Linked DNA regions of Homo sapiens: region 2 is linked to region 1. Evidence: read pairs that join two places in POLR2A ChIA-PET (ENCODE). Cell type or tissue: PC-9. All regions are shown on one strand.

Region 1 (2,500 bases):
CAGCAGAAGGCCAACGAGGTGGAGCAGATGATCCGAGACCTGGAAGCCAGCATCGCCCGCTACAAGGAGGAATACGCCGTCCTGATCTCAGAGGCCCAGGCCATCAAGGCAGACCTGGCAGCTGTCGAGGCAAAAGTAAGATTATCATCATTGATCCTCAGCCTTTCCTGCTGTGGAAGCAGAGATTAACACACTTCAACATGCGCTGCATGCACCATGCTGGCCTCGGTGAATTCGCTCTTTAACATCTGTAAGGCCCCGGAGGACTTTTTTCCTGGAAAATAATACACACTGAGTAGTCACTAAGTGTTGTTAATTAGGATAGATTGATACAAACTGGACACTTTTCAGCCGTTGAATCCCCCACCAGCAGCTCCAGACCTGTTTGCTCTGCTGCCTGAGGGCCTCGCTCCGTACCCAGCTTCTGCCCCGCTGAGATTCTGAGTCGTGTGTGGTCATTAGTTATATATGATCTGGGTCTCATCTCCTCTGGGACTGTGAACAACTTGGGCACGTTTCTAACCCACCCAAAACCCTGCACATAATGTGGATGAACCGATTTGCAGGATTCGGTATAAATCCTGAAAGGCCTCATCCCTGAGCATCTTGTTCGGTTTTCCTTTTAGGTAAACCGGAGCACTGCTCTTCTGAAGAGCTTGTCTGCTGAACGTGAACGATGGGAAAAAACAAGTGAAACTTTCAAAAACCAGATGTCCACCATTGCTGGGGACTGTCTCTTGTCAGCTGCGTTCATTGCCTACGCGGGTTACTTTGACCAGCAGATGCGTCAGAACTTGTTCACTACCTGGTCCCATCACCTACAGCAAGCCAACATCCAGGTGAGAATCACGGGGAGTTCAAAAAGGATGTGCGAGCAGTGTGAGGCAAGCTGGTGTTTAGTGCACAGTTAGAGTCTTGAGAACAGTCCCATCTGTGGCTGTGAAGAGGAGGAAAGGTAACGGCCTTGCCTTTCAGTTCCGTACAGATATTGCCAGGACGGAATACCTTTCCAATGCTGATGAGCGTCTTCGCTGGCAGGCCAGCTCCTTGCCTGCTGATGACCTTTGCACAGAAAATGCCATCATGCTGAAACGATTCAATAGGTATGAGCTCGGGTGCCAAGGAGAGGCATGGGAGGAATGTGGGTGGTGATCTTGAATTTTTTTCAAAATACACCCTTGTTTGAAGAGAGGAATAGAAAATGGGGCGTGGGCATACAGTGCTGGCAGCTTGGTGCTCCTCTGATGGTGGGGCGTGTGCTGTTCTCGTTATTGTCAAGTGTCTGAGTTATTCTGCAGTGAATGCTTCTTGTAACCTTCTAAAATCGATTGGCAGGGGCCAGGCACAGTGGATCACGTGAGGTCAGGAGTTTGAGACCAGCCTGGCCAACATGGTGAAATCCTGTCTCTACTAAAAATACAAAAAAATTAGCCAGGCGTGGTGGCATGCGCCTGTAATCCCAGTTACTCAGGAGGCTGAGACAGGAAAATCTCTTGAACCCAGGAGGCAGAGGTTGCGGTGAGCCGAGATCACGCCACTGCACCCCAGCCTGGGCAACAGAGTGAGAATCCATCTCAAAAAAAAAAAAACATAAAAATAGGCCGGGCACAGTGGCTCACACCTGTAATCCCAGCACTTTGGGAGGCCGAGGTGGGCAGATCACGAAGTCAGGAGTTTGAGACCAGCCTAGCCAACATAGTGAAACCCTATATCTATTAAAAACACAGAAAATTAGCTGGGCGTGGTGGCAGGCGCCTGTAATCCCAGCTACTCAGGAGGCTGAGGCAGGAGAATCGCTTGAACCCGGGAGGCAGAGGTTGCAGCAAGCCAAGATGGTGCCACTGCACTCCAGCCCGGGCGACAGCACAAGACTCCGTCTCAAAAAAATAAAAATAAAGTGGATTGGCAGGGTTGTGTTTGGGGGTGGACATTCAAACAAACAGTCCTCTGTTACAAGAACTGAAAATAGCTAGTTAAAGGGGAAGTACTACCTGTTTTTCTGCTTAGGAAAGACAGAATAAGAAATGGGATGTAACTGCAGTGAAGATGGGCTAGGTGCCGAGAGGGTTCCACGTCTCACCGGGTGGTGCCAGCAAGAGTATGAATCAATCAGTACAGCCTGTGCGCAGGGCTGGATTTGCCTAAATGACCCTTTGACCTAGGAGTTCCACTTCTAGGTGTTCATTCAACAGTAGCCTGGCCTAGGTACAGAATGTGTGTAGGTACCAAGTGTGTACCAGCTGAAGACTGGAGATAACTCAGATGGCCCTCCTGAGGGCCCACCACGCCGTGGTGCTGGGTAGTCTTTGCCAACACAGGACATTCGAATACAGGCTGGACAGGTGCAGAGCGGACAGTAGAGGCCTCCCACGAGGCCACAACTCCCACACTGACACATGTGTCTGTAAATGCTTAGACCTTCTCTGTAAAGACAGGCGAAAAACTGGTAAAAGCCATCACCTGGGCAAGGGACTTTGGTGACCAAAGAATAGGGTCAGAA
Region 2 (2,500 bases), 560 kb after region 1:
TTTTGTATTTTTAGTGGAGACGGGGTTTCACCGTGTCAGCCAGGATGGTCTTGATCTCCTGACCTCGTGATCCGCCCGTCTCGGCCTCTCATAGTGCTGGGATTACAGGCATGTGCCACCGCGCCCGGCCCCAAATTTCTTTATTTTGTGTTTGTTTTAATCTGGAAAGGAATCTAACTGGTGTAAAGTAATTTCAAACCTTGTTTTGCCAACCTAAGCAGGGGGACACAGTTTTCTAGATATGGCAGAAAATTGAGACTTTACTATTTCCTAGTGGTTTTTTATGTGTCTTTTCATTTAACTTAAAAGCTTAAGGGGAAGGAAGGCTTCCATTTTGGAATAGAAATGATACAACATTTTTTTTTTTTTTAATACGGAGTTTCACTCTTGTTGCCCACGCTGGAGTGCAATGGCGTGATCTGGGCTCACCGCAACCTCTGCCTCCTGGGTTCAAGCAATTTTCCTGCCTCATCCTCCTAAGTAGCTGGGATTACAGGCATGCGCCACCATGCCTGGCTAATTTTTTGTATTTATAGTAGAGACAGGGTTTCTCCATGTTGATCAGGCTGGTCTGGAACTCCTGAACGCAGGTGATCCACCCACCTCAGCCTTCCAAATTACTGGGATTACAGGGGTGAGCCACCGTGCCCAGCCAACTGATGTTTGTTTTATAGCAAAATTCTTTCTTAGCTGTTTAAGACTTAAGACAGGTTCTTTCCATGACTGCAATTTAAGAGTAGTGAATTGAGTAATAAATTAAGAATTGAGAGTTTGATCCTTACTAGTTTTTATTTCCTCCTCCTACTTGTTTTTTTCTTTTTTCTTTTATTTTTTGAGACCAAGTCTCACTCTGTTGCCCAGGCTGGAGTGCAGTGGCACGATCTTGGCTCACTGCAACCTCCACCTCCGAGGTTCAAGTGATTCTCCTGCCTCAGCCTCCAGAGTAGCTGGGATTACAGGTGCCCACCACCACGCCCAACTAATTTTTGTGTTTTTATTAGAGATGCGGTTTCACCATGTTGGCCAGGCTGGTCTCGAACTCTTTGCTTCAGGTGATCTCCCCGCCTTGTCCTTCCAAAGTGCTGGGATTACAGGCGTGAACCACTGTGACTGCCCCTCCCCCCGCCTTTTTTTTTTTTTTTGAGACGGAGTCTTGATCTGTTGCCCAGGCTGGAGTGCAATGGCACAATCTTGACTCACTGCAACCTCCATCTCCCAGGTTCAAGTGATTCTCCTGCCTCAGCCTCCCAAGTAGTTGGAACTACAGGTGCGTGCCACCATGCCTGGCTAATTTTTGTGTTTTTAGTAGAGACGGGGTTTCACCATATTGGCCAGGCTGGTCTTGAACTCCTGACCTCAGGTGATCTGCCCCCCTCGGCCTCCCAAAGTGCTGGGATTACAGGCGTGAGCCACCATGCCCTGTCCCTACCTCAGTTTTGAGTGTGTCTTTGTTCTTCTCTTTTACTAGAATTTGAACAGAGAGGTGGACGTGAAACTTAACAGGCAGCTTTTTTTCTTTTCTTTTTTTATTATAGTAAAATAAGTAACTATGGTAGAGATGCATGAATGGAGGAATTTGACTTTGATTTTTTTTTTTTGAGACAGAGTCTCGCTCTTTCACCCAGGCTGGAGTGCAGTGGCATGATCTCAGCTCACTGCAACCTCCATCTCCTGGGTTCAAGCGATCCTCCTGCTGCAGCCTCCTGAGTAGCTGGGATTACAGACGCACACCACCACACCCGGCTAGTTTTTGTAGTTTTAGTAGAGATGAGGTTTCACCTTGTTGGCCAGGCTGGTCTCGAACTCCTGACCTCAGGTGATCCACCCACCTTGGCTTCCCAAAGTGCTGGGATTTCAGGCGTGAGCCACTGCGCCCGACCTTTTTTTTTTTTTTTTTTTTTTTTTTGAAATGGAGTCTTTCTATGTTGCCCAGGCTGGAGTGCAGTGGCACAATCAGCTCACACAGCCTCTGCCTCCCGGGTTCAAGCAGTTCTCCTGCCTCAGCCTCCTCAGTAGCCGGGATTACAGGCGTGTGCCACTATGTCTGGCTAATTTTGGTATTTTTGCAATTTTTTTTTTTTTTGAGATGGAGTTTTTTTCTCTTGTTGCTCAGGCTGGGGTGCAATGGCATGATCTCGATCTCGGCTCACCTCAACCTCCACCTCTCAGGTTCAAGCAATTCTCCTGCCTCAGCCTCCCGAGTAGCCGGGATTACAGGCATGGGCCACCACACCCAGCTAATTTTGTATTTTTAGTAGGGATAGGGTTTCTCCATGTTGGTCAGGCTGGTCGTGAACTCCCAACCTCAGGTGATTTGCCTGCCTTGGCCTCCCAGAGTGCTGGGATTATAGGCGTGAGCCACTGCGCAGCCCTAATTTTGGTATTTTTGGTAGAGATGGGTTTCACCATGTTGGCCAGGCTGGTCTCGAACTCCTGACCTCAGGTGATCCACTCACCTCGGCCTCCCAAAGTGTTGGGATTACAGGTGTGAGCCACTGTG

Evidence for each region. ChIA-PET counts read pairs that join two places held together with the same protein. Peaks named below come from ENCODE experiments on the same cell type or tissue, not always from the same donor. Only the 100,000 strongest peaks of a DNase experiment are listed, where the experiment ranks them.
Region 2: POLR2A ChIA-PET joins it to region 1 with 14 read pairs; 1 of 35 experiments calls an interaction of 5 or more read pairs at or near these places.

Annotation. Positions count from the first base shown.
Region 1 is chr14:102,033,350-102,035,849 of GRCh38, forward strand. It overlaps DYNC1H1 (dynein cytoplasmic 1 heavy chain 1), which reads left to right. Exons shown (of 78, transcript NM_001376.5): 54 at 1-135; 55 at 627-839; 56 at 976-1,103. Among named protein-coding and RNA genes, the nearest start is that of HSP90AA1, 52 kb to the right of the region's middle. In PC-9, no CTCF peak of the experiment used is centred here; a DNase peak (open chromatin) is centred at 1,132; H3K27ac peaks cover 2,426 bases.
Region 2 is chr14:102,595,749-102,598,248 of GRCh38, forward strand. All of the region lies in intron 2 of RCOR1 (REST corepressor 1), which reads left to right. Among named protein-coding and RNA genes, the nearest start is that of RCOR1, 4.4 kb to the left of the region's middle. In PC-9, no CTCF peak of the experiment used is centred here; no DNase peak of the experiment used is centred here.